Linked DNA regions of Mus musculus: regions 2, 3 and 4 are each linked to region 1. Evidence: chromatin loops called from intact Hi-C (ENCODE). Cell type or tissue: gastrocnemius. All regions are shown on one strand. Region 1 holds the start of Fam83d (family with sequence similarity 83, member D). Region 2 overlaps Dhx35 (DEAH (Asp-Glu-Ala-His) box polypeptide 35). Region 3 has its middle 46 kb from the start of Gm38630. Region 4 overlaps Dhx35 (DEAH (Asp-Glu-Ala-His) box polypeptide 35).

What was found. Peaks named below come from ENCODE experiments on the same cell type or tissue, not always from the same donor. Only the 100,000 strongest peaks of a DNase experiment are listed, where the experiment ranks them.
Region 2: it touches region 1 in a loop (5-fold over the local background); 21 of 42 quality-filtered maps call a loop at or near these places.
Region 3: a loop joins it to region 1, with 4 times the contacts of the local background. A loop is called at or near these places in 21 of 42 quality-filtered maps.
Region 4: it touches region 1 in a loop (4-fold over the local background); 2 of 42 quality-filtered maps call a loop at or near these places.

What each region holds. Positions count from the first base shown.
Region 1 is chr2:158,764,971-158,769,970 of GRCm38, forward strand. Ppp1r16b (protein phosphatase 1, regulatory subunit 16B) reads left to right here. Exons shown (of 11, transcript NM_001159662.1): 11 at 1-1,364. Fam83d (family with sequence similarity 83, member D) reads left to right here and starts at 3,129. Exons shown (of 4, transcript NM_027975.2): 1 at 3,129-3,617. The coding sequence starts at 3,144. In gastrocnemius, a CTCF peak has its summit at 2,839; DNase peaks (open chromatin) are centred at 3,006 and 3,499; H3K4me3 peaks cover 1,276 bases; H3K27ac peaks cover 416 bases.
Region 2 is chr2:158,850,294-158,855,293 of GRCm38, forward strand. It overlaps Dhx35 (DEAH (Asp-Glu-Ala-His) box polypeptide 35), which reads left to right. Exons shown (of 22, transcript NM_001372513.1): 21 at 1,418-1,529. Among named protein-coding and RNA genes, the nearest start is that of Gm38630, 56 kb to the right of the region's middle. In gastrocnemius, a CTCF peak has its summit at 2,479 (motif pointing left); a DNase peak (open chromatin) is centred at 2,478.
Region 3 is chr2:158,860,935-158,865,934 of GRCm38, forward strand. No RefSeq gene overlaps it. Among named protein-coding and RNA genes, the nearest start is that of Gm38630, 46 kb to the right of the region's middle. In gastrocnemius, CTCF peaks have their summits at 3,101 (motif pointing left) and 4,597 (motif pointing right); DNase peaks (open chromatin) are centred at 3,069 and 4,610; H3K27ac peaks cover 1,055 bases.
Region 4 is chr2:158,825,554-158,830,553 of GRCm38, forward strand. Dhx35 (DEAH (Asp-Glu-Ala-His) box polypeptide 35) reads left to right here. Exons shown (of 22, transcript NM_001372513.1): 9 at 752-864; 10 at 2,350-2,446; 11 at 3,950-4,108. Among named protein-coding and RNA genes, the nearest start is that of Dhx35, 33 kb to the left of the region's middle. In gastrocnemius, a CTCF peak has its summit at 2,805 (motif pointing left); no DNase peak of the experiment used is centred here.

The DNA of each region.
Region 1 (5,000 bases):
GAACTTCGAACCTTCGGAAGAGCAGTCGGGTGCTCTTACCCACTGAGCCATCTCACCAGCCCACTACTTCTCTTCAAATTAAACATTTCCATGTGTGTCAGCCTCTCTCCCTGGAAGATGTGGATCCAAGGGCTAGGAGAAGCCTGGCAAGGTTGACCAGATGGCTCACTCCTACTGAAGACATCTATTTCCAAACCAGGTGCCCTGCAGTTCCCTGTGAGCTGTGGTTCCTTGCACCCACCTATGCTCCCCAAACTATTAGAAATTGGTAGCTATCACCAGATTGTGAATTTCTGGCCAGTAGCTCAGGGAATTGGAATGAATCCTAAACCCAGGTCTACTGAAGACTTTGGGGACATAATTCTTTATCAAATATACAGCATTAATGAAGCTTCTCTGTACTATTTGATTAACTTGTAGACTTTTGAGAAGCTTGCCAGAGTGTGTCCCTCAGCCAGGTGTAGTGGCACACATCTTTAATCCCAGCACATAGGCGGCAGAGGCAAGTGGTTGTATTTCTGAGTTCCAAGCCAGCCTGGTCTACAGAGTGAGTTCTAGGCTAGCCAGGGCTACTCAGAGAAACCTTGTCTCCAAAAAACCAAATAAAAAATAAAATAAAATATGGCCTCTGGGTTGGGTTAACACAGTCTAGCTTTGTAACAATGTGAGACTCTTGGTTCTTAGTGTTCTATACCCTCTGGTTCTGGGCGTTGTCTCCCACCTGTTCTTCTAAAGCAGGATATTGGGATATTTTCCAGAGGGGCCATCCTTACACGATGTTGGGACTGTCTGAACTGTCGCTATTTGTAGCCTGGTGATATCCCCTTCTTCCCCAGGGCACAGAAAAGCCAAGGGTCATATGGCCAGGGCCAACAGCTCCACTAAAGTGACCCACCACTTTTCTAGAAAGCCCGAGACCTCTCCCTTGTTGACCAGAGGGCCTGCTTCTCATGGGCACTTCAAATGCCACTGTGCGGGGCCTGGCTCTGCATACCTAGGAAAAGTCTGCAGACACCCAGCCCTCCGCAATAATTCACCAGACCAGAAGCCACTGATGTACAGAGAACACTTAAGAAAAAAAAATGTATTTTATGTGAAAAAAAAGTTAAAACTCTGTATACTGTATCAGCAGCTTTGTGTAAAAAATGGCAATCAAAAGAGTCTAATATATTTAAAACTTTTTTAAAAAAATATTCTCATGGATCTTTGATATCGTTCTGAAGCAGCTCCATGCCTCCAAGATGGGGTCTGACCATGTCACCAAGGGGCCTGTGCCTCTGGAGTTACTTCCAGCTGCCAAGGCCTGTGACGGAATTCATTGCTATGGATTTTTAATTAAGATTATTAAATTCCTTTTAATAACACCTGCTGGTCTGACTGTGGTTACTGCTGTGCCCTCGTCTGCATGGGACTGGTTTGAGTTCCACAAGAGATCGTGCCAGGGAGGCTCCCAGACATGGCTGCACCCAGAAGGCTCCCCGAGGAGGTCCCCAAGTCAGGGGAGCTTTGGGGATTCATAGGTGGAACTAAAGAGGTTTCTAGATTGGGAGATAGTGGTGAAAACTTATGAATTTAAGGAAAGATAGGTGGTCAGTGTTGGGCTTTATCCTGTCAAATATTTTCTTCGAAGTCACGTGATATCCTACAGCAGCAGTTTTATTACAGTTTGATTGGTTTATGTTATTTATGTTACCAGGGTGCTCCCTTCCTCTGTTCCACTGACTTGTCCTGGGCCTTCCCATGTTCCTCTCTGGGCTTTTTCCTTTAGCTTATAGTGGAGAGCAATGCTCTACGTCATTCAATGGGATCATAGATTATGATCTCTGATTATCCTTGCTTTTAACCCAGGAAACAGAGGCAAAGACACTGTGTGACTGTACAGCCTCAGGCCTGGCCCCTGTCCTTATTACATGCAAGAGCTGGTTCGATTTGATAGAGGAAGGTAGTCTTCTGCATCCTGGATGCCAGAGTGGGGACACAGGAAGCTCTTGCCTTTGGGCTTGAATAACTTCCCTGAGAAGGCTGGAACCAGGGAAGGATGAAGAGAGGGAGGAGATCCTCACAGCAGTACTGGTTTGTTTTAAGTTTACAGAGGTAGAGGCAGGGGGTTAGAAAGCCAAGGTCATCCTTCGCTACAAGATATGAGAAAGGGAGAGAGAGAGAGAGTGAGAGAGACCTTTAAGCGAAGAAGTAGATACCACAGTGGATTAGTATATAGATGTATATGTATGAGCATATATGTATGTGTATATGTATATAGATATATATGTGTATGTTTGCAAGGTCTTCTGTGACCTCTCTTAGGATTGACACAGAATAAGATGGCTTCGAACTCCAGATTCTCCTACCCTAACCTCCCATGTGCTGGGAGTGTGCCACCACCCCCAGCTCTGCACCACTGAGAAAAAAAGACATTTATTTATTTTTATTTAATGTGTATGTTTGTGTGCTACGTATGCATACAGTGTCCGTGGATACCAGAAAGGGCATCATCAGATTCCCTGGAAGCATTATAGGTGGTTAGAGGTTGCCAGGGGAGACAGTGCTAAACCCAGATCCTCTGGAAGTGCTCTTAACTGATGAACCACCACTCCAGGCTCTATCTCTGTCTCTTTGTCTCTCTTCCTCCCCATCTTTTCCCTTCCTTCTCCCTCCCCCTCCCTCCGTCCCTCTGTCCTTCTCTCCTTCTCACTTGCTCTCTGTATTGATAAGTTAATGATTAGATGCAGGGTGGAGTGGCAATGAGGCTGATCACACCAAAATAAGCATGTCCAGGAGCAAGTCCTACCCCTAGTCCGAGTCCTTGAAGCACCATGTTATAGGGCACTCGGCAGGGGGCGTGCTCGGACAGTGCGGGGCTATGTCCCGGGTTGGCAGGGTTCTGGAGCCGCTAGGGCGGGGTAAAGTCAGATTTAAATTCCGCTCAGCCATCAGGCAGTGAGAGCAGAGGGTGGGCGGGTTCTGTCTCAGGAGCAACCAATAGCAATGAGGGGGCAGAGCCTTTGGTACGCATGGGAGACATCCAGCCAATGGGATTGCTGGGGCGGGGCGGCGAGCCAATAGAGCGGGCTGGTTTGATTCAAAGATGCCTATAAAAACTCAGACTACCACCGTAGACAAGTGGATCGGTTCTGGGCACTGCCATGGCTGCTCGCTTCGAGCTGTTGGACGACCTTCCCGCGGCCTGCCTGTCTCCGTGCGGACCGCCCAACCCCACGGAGCTGTTCAGCGAGGCGCGGCGTCTGGCTCTCGAGCAGCTGCTGGCCGGTGGTCCCGACGCCTGGGCCGCCTTCTTACGGCGTGAGCGGCTGGGCCGCTTCCTCAACGCCGACGAGGTGCGCGAGGTTCTGGGCGCTGCCGAGCGGCCGGGCGAGGATGGGGCGGCGGTAGCGGAGGACTCGTTCGGCTCCTCTCACGAATGCTCGTCGGGCACCTACTTTCCGGAGCAGTCGGACCTGGAACCGCCGGCGTTGGAGCTCGGCTGGCCTTCCTTCTACCAGGGTGCCTACCGCGGTGCCACGCGTGTCGAGGCTCATTTCCAGCCCCGCGGCGCGGGCGCCGGAGGCCCGTATGGCTGCAAGGATGCGCTGCGCCAGCAGTTGCGCTCCGCCCGAGAGGTGAGCGGCCCCCTGGCAGCGGGTAGGGGAGGAGCATCGGCCTTCTGAAAATTGAGTCATGTCGTAGTTCCAACTTCTGTTATTGGTACCCCTGGAACAGAGCGACTGTTAGTTCAAACCAAAGTGGATTGCAGAATTCCAGGGACGTCAGCTGACATTAGGTCTCACTTTCAGGAGCTAAGTAAAAGCTTAGTTTTACCCAAAAGATGATACCCGGAGACCATGGGGAGATCTGTAATTACCACTTTTCCACGCTTCTTAATGTTGTAGACAGATAAATTCGAGCAGTCGGTTTATCTCTTTCACTTCTGTGAGTGAGTCTGGTGGGAGATATTTTTAACCCACAGTGCCTGGGACTGTTCCAAGTAGCATTGATCCAAAATGCAAATATTTGTGCTTTAGATAAGCCACTGGTTACAATGGGTTTTTATCTTAGCTAGTGTCAGACTGCCCGATTGGCCTGGGGTGGAGTATAGAGTCTGGCCTGCCATAGATCAGGGAGAAAGGGCTCCACTTGGGAGGGTGTGGCTACAAGTTTGCATGCTGGTGAACACTGCTCCATTCCCAGACCTTTTGACTGCCTGGAACATGACGGGCAAAGCCTCAGACCATGTCAAGACTTAGTAGGCCTGGCACCGCTATATGTTAGGGTGCGGATCAGGTTGACATCACCAAGTCTAGGAGCAAGTTTGCGTTCTGTTTTTGTCTTTTGTTTTTTGTTTTCCTCTCTGCAAGACAAGGTCACTGTAACCCAGGCTTACCTGGAACTTACAGGCTTCAATTTCAGGCAATCCTCCTGCCTCTGCCTTCCTAGTGCCAAAGCCAAAGTTCTGATGCTGGTTCTGTACCTGACAGGCAGGACTTTGAGGATAAGAGTGTAGGTGACCAAGCTGTTCAGGGAATAGTATGGCTATGGCTGGATTCATGTTAATCCTGTGAGCTTTGGGTGGGCTGAGGGTCCGTTTGATGCTGGAAATGTTTCACTTGTGAGTTCAGTACAAAATTATAAAGCGTTTGGAAGAGGCAAAATTGTGGGCTAAGGGTGCATGCCCAAAGCTTCCCTCTGGGAGGAGAATTTGAGCACTCCTTGGGGACACCTTGAGAAGGAAAGACCTGGTCTCCAGGAAAGGCAGAGGTGTGGGCTGCTCTAACCTTTTGCTCAGTTGGGTGAAGGCACTAGAGCTAGAGGTCAGAAGGAAAACTTGCCTTAAAAGGGATCACAGCTACAGCAGACTTCCCTATCTTTCTTGCAATCTGAAAAACATCAGTGGATGGGGCCTCCTGCTTCCCTCTGTACCTACTTCCTTTACACCTCCCCTACATCCCTGTCTCTGGAAGCTGGGCGTTCCCACGGAGAAAGGTGGGAAACCCAATGAGCATTTT
Region 2 (5,000 bases), 85 kb after region 1:
GCAGCATGAAGGAGGTACCTGTCTTGGGGGCCTGGGAATGAGCTGACAGTGGGAATGAGGTGACCAGGGCTGGTTCCATCTGCAGTGCTGGCTGGGAAGGTGGGCGGGGCAAGTGCAGCAGCAGGAGACAGCACACATACTTTAAGGTGTTTTCACAAGTCACGCAGTTATACCTTCCCAGGTCCATGCTAATTTCAGCTTGTAGTTTGTGTTTATTTCTGATTTCTAATTTATTTATATTGTATTTTACAAAAATATAGATTGTCAAAGGTTAGAAAATTTAAAGAGAGCAACACTGGACTCTTTAGGAGCTGAAAGAACAGTGCATGTGTGGTGAGCCGTGGGAAGGACAGTCTGGGAGCACCGTGTCAGGACCTCGTACCCTGCTCTGCAGGCAGCAGCCTCCCCTGGAACCACTCGCACCCAGCCTTCCTCAGTCAGAACCGGGGTGAGGTGGGGGCGGGGGACTCTTTAAACAAGTCCTGGCAGTGTTTCCGATTGTAGCCAGTCAGATATAGAAGCTTCCTAGGTGGAGTGTGACAGTGGTGCTGACTTTCCAAGGGCTTCTCTGCTGCCGTGAGAAGACAGAAGTCCATGGGCACCAAACTGCAGTGCCGCTTTCCTCTCCAGCTCCCTCTCCCTCCATCCCACCCCCATTTCTCTCCTTCCTCACTTCCCTCCCTCGCTCTTCCCGCTCTCCTTCCCTCCCTTGCTGTGTTGGGGTGAACCCCCAGGCCTTGAGCATGTTAGGTAACTGTTACATTCCCGCCCTGCCTCCTCCTCCCACCAGCCCCGATTCCTTTACTGGTGTTTGAGAGACAAAGTGTGGCTTTTGTATTTATAGTTAATTCTTCCCATAGTTCAGAAACTCGTGTTTACTCTACGGATTCCTGAGTCCAGGGCTTACAAAACATCCCTTGCTCTTAGGTTTGTTACTGGCCCTAGTAACAAACTTTTAGATATGTATTTTTTCCTCTTTAAGATGTAATTATGTACAGTGAAAGGTGGGTTTTGACAGACGTGCAAGCTCCACACCAAACTATATTTAAAATACTTTCATTGCTCTGGAAAGTTATTGTCTGGGTCTTTATAGTCATTTTCTAGTAACTTTCAGAACAGTCAAACCCTTGAGTCCATTTCTGTGCTTTCTAATTAAGTCGTTTAAGTTGTATTCAGAGTTCTCTAAGTGCAGACCATGATCTAGAAAGCCCTTGGTGGATAACTGCAGAGCCCTGGAAATCGTACAGGATGCAGAGTTGCCTCCGAGGCACACTGACCTAACAGCTCGGGCCAGCAGGTTGAGTGAACAGCCCGTGTGTAAAGCCTCACACACGGGTGAAACACACCTGCTGTGGTGAGTGCAGAGACGGCTTGTGGGTCTTGTCATTGTGGGTCTCATGTTTATTCTCTGTTTCAGGGTTATCTACAATGAAGTAATACAGACCTCCAAGTATTACATGCGAGATGTGACCGCCATAGAATCTGCTTGGCTGCTGGAGCTGGCTCCCCACTTTTATCAACAAGGAACGGTAGGAATGGGTAGAGCATGGCCCTAGACAAGCAGTAGCCTCTTCATGGTCTTCAGTCTCTGTGTGTTCTTCAGTAGTACCCTAAATCATTCCCAGCTCCCTCCAGCCCCCCTAAATCACCACTGTACCCCAGAACCTCTGAAAACACCTTCACTGCCTTCATAGGGAAGTGCAGTTACAAACAAATCCTGCAACCCCATAAGAAAAGGCTCAGGGCGGTTGAAACCCGCTATGTAGTCCGCTCCATGCTCTCCCTCCCCCGCATTGTTGGATAACAGATTTAAGGTTTCTGTTTTTCATTCATTGCCCCAAAGTCCATGCCTCCTTCTGACATGACTCAATTCAAAGATGGCCAACCGCGCTTGAAAGACTGGGTGTGGGCCAGGAACTGTTCAGTCTGTACTGTGCTCTCATTAATCAATTTAATCAATTAACTAACTTAAGAAATTGAGTGAATTGCAATGGTAAGTTATGTAGAGTAATTATTATTATGTGAAGTGTGCGTGGGGGCTGGAAGTTGAACTTAGTGATTGCTGATGACTGTAAGCACGCTGCCTTGGAATTATTTTCTGTTAGTACATTTTAACCTTTGTTCCTTTTAAAAACTATTTTACTGCTTTTCAAATTAATGATTTTTTTTTTAAAGTCCTGTAGTTTATTTCTTAATGGGCTTTGCCTCCTCATGGTTGGTCTTGAATTAGTATCACACTGCTCAGCTGTACTGGGAGGAACCTACACCAGGTTGCTGGTTTTACCAAATGGCTTTTGTGCTTTGCTGGTCAGTCTCTTATTTCTGCACATGTTTATACTATGTTTGGCAGTCTGTGGGTATTGTTTTTGAACAGTTAGTTGTGTCTCCCACAGATTACAGCATAGAGCCTTCCTTCCTGTTGTCCCCTGTGGCTGTGTGGGTCCCTGCCTGCAGACCCTCCTTTAGTGTATCTTCAGCGCCCCCTGTTGATGAGCACCCCTGCTCCTTGATTATTTGCAGGAGTACTGTTTCATTTTTATTTTTGAAGGCTAGTTTTCCTCCATGGAATTCTTCCTTGAATGACTTTTGTTGCTGTTTCTCATCTCTTGCATCTGTGTGCAGTGTCTCTGTCCTCTTCAGGCCGTCCTGGGTTTGCAGGGGGTCTTGTTTCACCCCTGTAGCTACTCTTGAGGTTTTTGGTTTTTGGTTTTTTTTTTTCCTTTTCCAGCCGTTTGACCTATGAGATACTTTTCTTCCTACGTCTCCTTCTCAGAGTTAACTGAACTGTCTAGATCTGTGAGCAGATGTCTATAGTTATATTAGGGCAACATGGGGTTTTTCCTTTAAATCTATATTTTTTTTCTGCTCTAATCTTGGCCCTCTGAAGCTCCAGTCACACACACGTTCTACCCAGCACTTGTTTGTGTCTTATTCATCACAAAGGCTCTGGTCTTTTTTTCCCCGAACTTCACTTGGACAGTTTCTCAGTATTACTGGTCGGTTCTGCAGGGCCCCATTGGCAGTTAAGCCATCTGAGGGGTCCTGGGCACCTCACTTTTCTGTTCTTGTATTTGATTCCTCTCTGCCTCTTATTCTCTGTGCTCATTCGTTACACCTACCTTTTTCTTCAGATCTTTGCATACACGCACACACGCACACGCACATGCACACGTACACGTACACACACACACACACACACACACGCTTTAGAAGCCACTTAACTCAGCATGGCTGTCACTTCAGCCTTGATTGGGTTTTGGCCCGTCTCATAACCAGACAAGCTTCTCTTGTCTAGTAGCTTCGTGTCCGTGTTTTACGTTCACTATTATAGGTGCTGTGTTAACTGAATCTGAAGTTTCTTTTCATAGGTGATGTCAGTTTCTTCCTTGCTGAGTTAGTTTATGGCTCATAACTGGATTCTGCTGAGCCTTGATCTCAGTCTTTAATGGGGCAGGTCTTAGCCATCCATGAAAGACATATCTTTTCTTTTTCTCCTCCTCCTCCTCCTCCTCCTCCTCCTCCTCCTCCTCTTCTTCCTCTTCTTCTTCCTCCTCCTCTTCCTCCTCCTCCTCCTCCTCCTTCCTTCTCCTTCCTCCTCCTTCCTCCTCTTTCCTCCTCCTTCCTCCTCCTTCCTCCTCCTCCTTCCTCCTCCTTCCTCCTCCTTCTTCCTCCTTCCTCCTCCTTCCTCCTTCTTCTTTTTCTTTTTTATTGTCTGATCAAATGTCTAGGACTCTTGGTGATGTCTGTGCACTGGTCCATGAGCAGTGTCCAGCTGTGTGCAGACCTCCAGCATATTTCTCCAATAATGGTTCTCTGCCACTCTTAGAATGCCTTGGTCTACACATTTCATCTTGGGTGTTCAGCAAGAGACTGGCATAGCCTTATGTAATATCTGCTCTAATGCCCTGTATTAGTTAGGGTTTTACTGCTGTGAACAGACACCATGACCAAGGCAAGTCTTATAAAAAACATTTAATTGGGGCTTGCTTACAGGTTCAGAGGTTCAGTCCATTATCATCAAGGTAGGAGCATGGCAGTATCCAGGCAGGCAAGGCGCAGGAGGAGCTGAGCTATGTCTTCATCCAAAGGCTGCTAGTGGAAGACTGACTTCCAGGCAACTAGGGTGAAGATCTTATATCCACACCCACAGTGACACACCCATTCCAACCAGGCCACACCTATTCCAACAAGGCCACACCTTCAGATGGTGCCACTACCTGGTCCAAGGATATACAAACCATCACATGCCCTATTTTGTGTATTTCTCAGCAACCCCAAACCCTCTTCTTACCTGTGTTGTTTCCTATTTAGAATTTATTCCCTTGTGCAAGAGTTTGGAGAGTTAGGCAGAGACCTGGGATGTATGTAACAGTGTGTTATTCAGGGTTCTCTAGAGGGACAGGACTGATTGAGTGAATGAGCGAATCAGTGTGTGTCTGTGTGTCTGTCTGTCCCATCTATCTATCTATCTATCTATCTATCTATCTATCTATCTATCTATCTATCTATCTATCTATCTATCTATCTATCTATCTACCTACCTACCTACCTACCTACCTACCTACCTACCTAAAGGGGATTTATTAGAATGGCTTATAGGCTGTGGTCCCGCTAGTCTAGCAATGGCTGTCTACCAACAGAAGATCCAAGAATCCAGTAGTTGCTCAGTCCACAAGGCTGAGTATATTCCGGAACCCTGAAGAAGTAGGCTCTAATGCCAGTGAAGGAATGGGCTTGTCAGCAAGAGCACGAGCCAGCAGGCAGAGAGAGCAAGCTTTGCCCTCCGTGGTCTTTCTATAGGCTGCCGGCAGTGTGGCCCAGATTAAAGGTGGATCTTACAGCCTCAAAGGTCAGATTAAGAGTAGGTCTTCCCACTTCAGGTGATTTATTTAGGAAAAGTCCCTCACAGATGTGCCCAGCTGCTTGGGTTTAGTTCATTCTAGATATAGTCAGGGTGAGGACAGAGACTGGCCATAACAGACACTCCCCTGTGTCCCCGT
Region 3 (5,000 bases), 96 kb after region 1:
TTCTGTGTCATTTCCCCATAGCATGAAGTTTTCAGTAAAAGAACATGGTTATTAGATTCATTTTATACTATTTTTTTATATTCTTTCATAACATTTATTTTAGCTGGTAGGTCTTTGTACACTCACTCGTTCCTTTTACTGGAACATTGAAGTACAGAAAGGGTCTGTATATTTTTGTCATGGCCCTGTAAATATTTTGTTCCACTTAGTATGTGGGATTTGAACCAGCAGTTCACTTCCCATTTTCTCTTTTCCCCCTCTCTTCTGTCTTAGCTGCACTGGCTTTAGGGGTTGGCAGGGGCCTGCATGGAGGTCCAGAAGCTGGAAGCTGGCACCTGCAGTGGGGTGACACTGCCACGGGTTAGGTGTCAGAAGCATTCCTGCAAGTCAGTGAAAGATGACCTCAGTAGGAAATGGGCAGAAGGCTGAGCAAGTGCTTCATACAGACAGATCCAGAGACCAGAAAGCCAAGTCAGGCCACCACCAGAGAAATGTGCTAAAACAGCCATTGCATCCCTTGGCATGGTCAGTGAGCAGACCGTGGTAGCCTGTGTGTGGGCAGAGTGGAGGCCACTATACTAGTGCTAATCTTTATCAGTGCATCTCAACAAGCGCATGCATGCCCTATGGGCTCAGAACGCAGAGTTCGAAGCAGGTGTGTGGCAGGGTGCTCCCCACAGAGTGACTTGGTGGTTGGGGGAGGGTGTGCAAGGGCAGTATAGAGGATGACAAGGAGGTGTGCTGTGAGGTTCACTTTAACACTGCATACAGTAAAAGACTTGGAAACAGCTGAGTGGGAAAAGTGAGAGACAGATGTGACAGACAGAGAGCACAGGCCCATCAAGGGCGGTGCTGAGACTGTAGAAGAAGGGACGAAGCAAGGAATGCTAAGATCCTAAACAAATGTGTGGAAGGGGGAGCCTCGTGGGGCCCGCAGAGATGGTTTCCTGGGTAAGCGCCATGCTAAGATCCCAGCACTCACATAAATAGCTAGGCAGAGCTGCACACAGGCCTGTAACCCCAATGCTGTGCTGGGTGGAGACAGAAAGATAGTTAAGGTTTATGGCATCTGGAGCTACCTTCTCCGGTCCATGTACAGACAGCTGTACATGTGCACACACATGCACTTGCCCACAAACAAAGGTATACACAACCCCCCTGCCCCTGCTCATCTGGAAGGTGACTAGCATGTGGGACACACATTCCTTCTGACCTGTGGGCTAGGAGACCATGGGATTGGCTTCAGTGGTCTGTTTGCTCCTGAATCACTGTTCAGTTTGGCAGGAGTTGTGTCTACTGTGGATGGAAGAGCTGGCAGCGTTTACAGGCACAGCACAGTGTTACAGTACTCAGATACCTCTTTTCTTGTCTGCACCAGCAGGGTGGAGTTAGTTTCCACCTGTAGTCTGAAAGCCAGCAACAGCGGCAGGAGTAGGAGTGAACTCCCCGGAAAAGCCTTTGTCCTGTTCACAGATAAACAGACCACTGGCACTAATGGGAGCTTGTGGGGTTTCTATGGACCCAGTTTCTCTCTCTATGTTTCCAAACAGGAGGCAATAAAATAGATGGTAGCTTCAAGATGGAACTGATGCTTAAACCCACATGGACACCCAGCCCTTTATTTGCTGGCCCCAAGCCCTAACTTTCAATAAAGGATGAGTTACATATAAGAAACACTCATTTGGTTGGGTGTTTTGACAGCGCACTGCCACTGGCCATAAGAATCAGGCACCTAAAACGTTCCCTGGTGATCTTGGTAGTCACCGCCATCCTGACACGGTGCCCTGGCTCCCGTGCTGTGGTTCTGCTTTTGGTCCTGTGGATTAGATTTTCCCAGAATTTCATCATAGAGTATTGTGTGTCCCGTGCCTGGGTTGGTTATCTTCAAGGTTAGTTTTACAAGACTGAGAATCGTGTGGCATGCCTTACTATATCTGTGTGAGCATTTCCAGAAGGCTTTTCCTGAGGAAGAAAGGCCCACCCTAAATGACGGTGGGAGCATCCATCCCGTGGACTCGAGTTCCAGACTGCATAAGAAGGAGAAAGAGGCTACACACAAATGTTCATCTCTCTACTTCCTGACAGGATGCAGCTTGCTTCCACTGGCATGCCTTTACCCCATGGGCTGTGAGTCAAGTCTCCTAAGCTGCTTTTGTTCAGTATTTTATCCCAGCAAGGAGAATAGCAGTGCTCAGAAGTCCTAGGTTTAAGTCCCAGCCGGACAGTTACTTTGTAAACCTTGGCTCCACACTGTTTCTCTCTGGGTCAGGTTTCTGTCTGTCAAGCAAGGATGGCAGTATTAACTTCCCCTCCATCCGTTTACACCTGTGCTTCATGGAGTTTCAAAAGCCCTGGCCCATAGTTTGCTCAGTAGGCAAGACTCCCTACTACCTCTAAGTCCAACTGTGTCCTAGAAGGCTACCTCGGTTCCTTCCTCTATTACCTAAGCCAGACTACCTGGTGCCAGGATCTTTGGGTCCCCAGGTCTCCTTCAAGGAGGACTTTAAAAAAAAAAAAAATGGAGATAAGACATCCAGGAAAGGATCAAAGTGCAATGATGGACCGGTCAGATGGGTAGAAGCTAGAGATAACTGGGGCTGAGCAGAGGGAGGGATATGTCTGGGAGGGGTTCCCAAGGGCCGTAGTGAGGCCCCCTGGTCCCTGCGATGATGACACCAGATCTTTTGTGGGGAACACTTCCAAGTGGGGCTGCTGGTCACCCTGGGCAAGTGATAGCTTCGGGACATGCTCACACAGACACACAGGAACAAGCCTTAAACTGTAACTGTTCAGACACATGGATACTTTGCATACTAAGTGCTTGTGTATGGGATATAACTGTGTGCTGTTACACACACACACACACACACACACACACACACACACACACACACCGCACTCATCCCGGCAGTCAGATAAAATGTTCCTGTGCAGTAGGCCTGAGGAATACAACCCCTGCTTCCGTGGCTGTCACATGCTGGATCAGGCAGCAGCCCACCCTTACCAGGGATGTGGAGGTTCTGATCCTAGCCCAGCCTCCATCCATCCATCTGCTAGCTCAACTTCTGATGCTGCAGAGCGGTACTGTGCTGCCCTCTGCTGGCCAATAGGAGTCACTACTCGTCCCTTTCCTGGCAGTCTAGCAGATACGGAGGGACAGGGGCAGCTAAGGAACTATTTCCTCTTTATTGCATTCATGCTTGTCACCCTTCCCTTGCTTGTAAGTACTCAGATTTAGAAATAGGAGCGTTGTCAGTATGTGGGCCTGAGTTCACCCCCAGAACCTGTGTGTGTGTGTGTGTGTGTGTGTGTGTGTATGCTAGGTGTGGTGGTACGTATACCAGGGCACACTGGCCATCCAGTCTATACTATTTACTCAGCTCCAGGCTCATGAGAGACACACTCTAAGGAGGTAGACAGCATTCTGAGGATAAACACTTGAGCTTGCCCTCTGACCTTCATGCGTGCCCGTCCAACACATGCACATGTGCCCATACATGTGAGAACCTGGGGCCCAGTAAGCCAAACCATGTCATTTGAGGCGTCTTCCAGCTCCCTTTCTACAGCAACCCCCTCACAGCCACCCACTGTTGCATCCGGTCCAGGGCTATTCTTCTCAGTCACCTTTTCCTCCACAGGCACAGAGGGACCAATTCTGAGCTCCAGGCGGGAGTATCAGGGCTTGGAGGGAACGGGGCACACATTTTAGGAACTGCCCTGGTGCCTGGGCATGCTGTGTTTTGCAGAACAGCTGCAGACTCCCCAATGGCCTTCCCATGAAGAGGCAGAGTTGGTCTGCCACCCCTCTCTGGGTCTTGCAGGCTTGTAACTGTTTTGATTCATGGAGGGATGTCAAGTGATGCTGTCATGTGACAGAAGGTCATTGCTGGGACGCCAAGGCACCCCTGTGCCAGGCCAGTAGTATAATACTAGAATGTTGTCAAGAGCAGCCTCAGAAGACCTCAGTGCCAATCATGCTTTCCTGCCCAGGAGCTAGAATGTCACTGTGGAAGTGGGTCCCACCCAGTCCTTTGAAACCCAGCCCGATAGGCCCTCAGCAGGCAGGAGCACACCCATCCTATTGCCACTGCCTAATTCCTGACCATCTATGACGATGACAAAATGTTTTGTGCCTACCAAGTTTTGGGATGCACTGTAGGGCAACAATCGAGAGGGGCATCAAGCTGGTGTAGGACACTGGGCCTGGAACCAGAGGCCTGGAACCTGGAGAACTTTGCTGTTCTGGGGGTGGCGTGATCCCTGGCTAACCATCCCAGAGCTGAGGTGTAGCCTCCTGGGTCATTCCTAGTCTCATTCTGGGGATATCAGTCTGCATAAGCCAAGCATACGCTGATGTGAAAGCACCGTTTTGTGCATAAGCCATGACCTCTGAAGGCTCTTCCAGGTCAAAGCGACACGCTGGCATCTGGGGTTGCAGAAAATGTCCACAGACAACTCAGGACAGATGCAGCTCTGGTTAAGGCTTTCTGCGTTGATGTGTAGGCCTGCGCAGCAGCGTTCCCTATACCAGGCCCTCTAGAGTAGCTCAACCTCTGAGTCTGACCTGTCTGCAGCATGGATGCCCTGGGCATGCACTTCACCCAGAGGCCAGCAGGGGTCGCTGGCACTCCGTGTTTGTGTGTCTGGAGCTGCATAGGCTAGAAGCCAGACTTGGTTTACCGCCCTAGAGTTAAGGCCTGCTCAGATCTGAATACCTCCTCTCTCTCTCGAGGAGTCCTAGCACATGACACTGCCACGAGCCAGGCCCTTATCAACCGGGCCTTTAATCTTCAGCAGCTCCTAGAGGAATGCATTCGTCATCTTACTGTGATAACCACAGCAGAAATCTAAGCCCACCAGCAAGCATTTGCATTTACTGCCTGGGCAGGCCTACCAAAGAGCAAAGGGTAGCAGGTGGAATGAAGGTACCCCGGTGGGGTGTCCAGACCACTCCAGGTCTGGCCAGTGTCTCTGTCCATCAAAGATACCCTTCCTGTAGT
Region 4 (5,000 bases), 61 kb after region 1:
AGGAAACCTTTGTGAATTGATAACCTTGTGTGATTAGATATGTGTTTTCTAGATTAGCTATCCCTCAGTCTGATTTAACCTGTACCAAACTTGAGCCACACCTAATTTTCAGCTAAAGAAACTACAGAGGACGGGGATAAAGTTACCACAGCTGTGCATCAGCTGAGGTTCATTGAAGTCTAACCTTTATTTATAATCAAACTTTTAGCATCTGCCATTGAAATTTCCTCTGCAATTTCAATAAGAGAAAAGTAAATTTAGCTGGCTGTGGTGATGCATGTCTGCAATCCCAGCATTCAGGAGGCAGAGGCAGGAGGATACTGAGCTTGGGTCTAATCTGGGCTACGTAGAGTTTCAGGTCTGCTTGAGTTGAGTATCAAGACCCTGTCTTCAACAAATGAAAGCTTGTGGGGAGATGGCCTGGTGGAGCTATTAAAAAAAAAGAATTTTGTGAATGTAGAAAATCATTTTGTGTGATGTGATAGTGCACACCTGTCATCCCAGTCAAGAAGTGGAGGCAGGAGGATCAGGGGTGCAGGGCTAACCTCAGCTATTTAGTGAGTTAGAGCCTAGCTGGACCACATCAGAGCCTGTCTCTAAAGTAAAACAAGCTATTCTGCAGTGTGCACGCTTGTGTGTCTGAGTTTTGTGATCCCACTTACCTCTGCCAGTTTTATATTTTCTTTCTTTCTGTTGATTACTCTGAACCATCCTCTTTCTTTTTTTTAGTTATGTATTTATTTATTTTTAGAAATTTCGAGATTTCTTTAACCAGAATGAGACCAGTGACCCAGCCAGAGATACCTCTGTGACGCTCACAGTGGAAGGACGGACATTTCCAGTGGATATCTTTTACCTACAAAGGTTTGAGAATGTTTGATTCTTGGTGATGGTGATTTGGGACCTCAGCTGTCACGCAGGATAATAGGGAAGATCATCTGCCTCCAGGGAGGAGTATGGCTCAGCTCCTGTTCCTGGCAGAATTCGGGACGCTGGACCAGCATCATTGTTGGATTCAGAGTTTGATTCTCCTGCTCACATTTACATGCACCTGTGGCCGTCAGTTCAGGCGGAGAGAGTCAGGTGGGCCGACGGGAGGTGGTGTGGCAGTTTTCTGAACTGGGGCTCTCCAGAGTGCCATCAGTAAGGGAAGCAGTGCTGAGTCTTTCAGTCCCTTACATCCTTAACAAGGAGACCTAGCTCGAATTTTTGGGAGAAGTCCCTTTGAATAAGAAAGGGGCCGTTCTAATTTACTCTATCTAGTTACTGGGCCTAGTTTAGCACCTGATAAGTCCAGAGCTATAAACTTCATCTTTGGGTCCTTCTGGCTGGAGGGAATGTCTGCCATTTCCATTCACTCAGCCATTGGTGCTGGCTGGGAAGATGATGGGTGTGCTCTGATGGTTAGTTTCTTATCACCTTGACACTAGCTAGCTCACCTGAGAGGAGGAAGCCTCAACTGAGAAAATGCTTCCCTGAGTGTGAGCTTTAGGCAAGCCTGTAATGCAGTTTCTTAACTGGTTATTGATGAGGGAGGGCCTAGCCCTTCGAAGGTGGTTCTGGGCTTTAAGAAAGCAGGCTGAGCAAGCCATTAGGAGCAAGTCAGGAAGCAGCCCTCCTCCATGACCACTGTCTGCATCACCTCCTAGCTCCAGGTTCCTGCCTGTTTGAGTCTCTGTCCTGACTTCCTTCAGTGATGGATTGTGACTTGGGATATATAAGCCTTTCCTCCCCAGCTTGCTTTTTGTCATGGTGTTTCATCACAGCAAGCAGTAGAAAGGCTAACTTGGGCAGTGGGCCTCTGCACTGAAACTGAAGCCCTTGGTTTTCTGAGACTTGGCATTTTTGCATGCTGAAGATAAATAACTTCTATGCACTTCCCATTAGCCTCTTGCTGCTTTACTCTCCTGCTGAGGCAGTGGCCACAGGTAAATTTGCACAGAAGTATCAAGACTCAATCCAGCAATAGTGCAGGTCCAGCTTCCAGAACATTCTATCTTTTAGAACGTTATTTCTTAGGAAATATAGCCCAAACCCATTGTTTACATGTAATTATGCATAGAAGTGCTACATTTAATGTTGTTCTTTTCTTTCTTGTGCTGGGGATTGAACCTGGGACCTTACATGTGTTAGGCAAGTGCTGTATCATTGAGATACACCCTCAGTTATTGGTTGCTGCCCTTGGAAATAAAGGAGTGTGTATGTATTTTACTTCTCTATATGTTAATTACCTGCTGGGCTGGCCCGGATTCACTCTGATGAGGTTTGGCTGCCAGGTTATTAGGGTAATTGATCTGTGATTAATGAGCGTGTTCCAGTGATGATCTTTTTCCTCATACATTTTCCCAGTCCTGTTCCAGATTATATCAAGGCAACTGTGGACACCGTGGTAAAAATTCATCAGACAGAAGGAGATGGAGACATACTAGCCTTTCTTACTGGCCAGGTAACTCCACCCAGTCCCTCTGCACAGACATGCTAAGACAGCACAGAGCTAGCATAAAGTCTTGTTCTTAGTCATTTGTTGTTTTTTTTTTTCTTTTCATTTTTTTTCTTTTTTAAATGTATTTTAAAATTTTGTCTACCTGCTTGGTTCCTGAGGAGGCCGGAAAATAGTGTCAGGTCTCCCAGAACTGGAGTTAAGGGGTGATTGTGAGCTGCCATGTGGATGCTGGGAACTGAACCCAGGTCCTCCGGAAGAGCAGCCAGCTCCTTGTGTCTTGTTTAATTGTGTCTTGTAGTTGCTAAATTGCATGAAAGAAAAAAATTACTGGTTTGATGCCATCTAGTGGCCTATTGGTCCTCTACCATCCAGATTGTGAGGGGTCATTAGCTCATCCCTAGTCTGTCTGTAGAGGGTTAATTGAATTTTTTAAATTTGAATTTTATGTGTGTGAGCCTTTGTGTATGTATATGTACCATGTGGGTGCAGTGGAGGCCAGAAAAGGGTGTCAGATCTGTTGGAGCTAGAGTTACAGATGATTCTGATCTGCCTGTGCCGGGAACTGAACCCAGGTCCTCTGAAAGACTGGCTAGTGCTTTTTCCCTCTGAGCCATCTCTCCTGCTCTGATAGTTCAAACGTATCCGCTGATTTCAGAGTAAGCTAGGTTCTGTGTCAGTGGCTGCCGCCTTTGCCATAGTTGATGGTGCGTTAGGTACGTTGTGCTTCATGCGTATTACAGTCTCATCCTGTGACCAAACAGTTGGGCACCATTTCCCAAGGGGCCTAAGTTAGGAGTGGGTCCTTTGATTGTGACCTCTCTCCAGCTCATTCTGCAGGTACAACTGAATCAACCAGAATACTGTCTTAAGGTTGTAATGCCACTCCAACCACCTCCAGCTGCAATCTTTTCCACTGCCCAACATTTCCCATAGTTAGTATCTGTCCTCAGGAAAGCTTTTAATGATTTCATAGGTAACAGCTTGCCCATATGCACAGCATGTCCATACACAGGGGATGCTGTTTACCCCAGTCCATAAAAGTTGTGTAAAAATAGTCATTTAAAGAGTTATGTGTCTATGTAGGTCATCTATGTGCAGCGAGTGCAGGTGCCTGTGTGCAGGCCTGAAGAGGGTGTTGGATCCCTGGAGCTGGAGGCACAGGCAGAGTAAGCTGCCTGACATGGGTGCTGGGAACTGAGCTCTGGTCCTCTGCAAGAGCAGTAGAGCCTCTTCACCACTGAGCCATCTCTCCAGTTCCTTGTTGTTTTATTCATGGGAACTCTTCTATTAACTACGGATGGTTTAGTTTTACTAATTAATTGTACAGTTACAGAGCTTTACTCCTTTGACACTGTCGTTTGGTAGCATTTGGTAAAGTGCCATCCTGAGTGGGACATGGCAGCACAGCAGCTTCTGAAGGTGACCACAGCTAAAGCCCCGTTCCAGCGTTTGCTCCTTCAGTATGACGGCTTGACCGGCTTCTTCGCTTTCTGGTCCCGTGTTTAGGAAGAAGTAGAGACTGTTGTGTCCATGTTGATCGAGCAGGCCCGGGCGCTGGCTCGCACTGGGATGAAGAAACACCTCCGGGTCCTCCCCATGTATGCAGGACTGCCTTCTTTTGAGCAGATGAAGGTGTTTGAAAGGGTGTCACACAGCGTCAGGAAGGTGAGACTCCTAGTGATCAGTGGTCCTTGCAGCCATTGGTAATCACATTGGCTCCCCTTTGTATTGCAGAATGTTGTCTTTGGTGTGTGTATCTATTCGTCTGTGTTCATGTGTGTATTTGTGTGTGTGTGTGAGAGCACTCGTGTGTAAGTGTAGACACATGCCCCAGTTTGTATGTGAAAGTCAGAGGAAAATCTTTTTGAGGCAGGTTGTTTGTTGCTGTGTCTGCAAGGCTAGGCAGCCCACGAATGCTGTGGCTCCCCTCCGCCTCCTCACTGTGGGGATTCTGGCATTACAGACACATGCTGCCCCTCCTGGCTGTACGTGGGTTCTGGAGATTCAGGGCACACACACAGCCAGCATTTTACAGACGGAGCTATCTCCCTAGATCCTGTTTTATTGTTTTAATTGAAGTGAACTTTGCTAAATAGGAGTTTTCTTTCAAATCTTAGGTCCATGGTTCTATGCAGTAGATCTAAAAGTCCGTAGTAAATAATGTGTTGTGAGTATTTCTAAACCTGCCCAGAAGGGCCACTCCAACAGTAATTGTCAGAGCAGGTCACCTCTTGTAGCTTTTCTTTGTCTGCTGAATGGTTTTCACAGCATATTATTACCTTATCCTCAGAGACTGTCATGGTAGGTTATGTTCAGCCAGAACTAGATAAAATTACTAACCATGGTTCCTAAAGCATTTGTTAGGAGTATCAGTTTGCCCTTAAAGCCAGTTTTAAATCAGGTAAGTCTTTAGCCTTGAAATTAGGTTGAGGATGGGTGTGGTGGCGAGACGCATTGGATGGGAGGAGCCAGGGGCCTGACTTCTGCCTCCCCTACCCCTTGTCCTATCCCCTAGATGAGGAGCACACGCGGGGTGGCTCAGAGTGCAGTAGCTGAG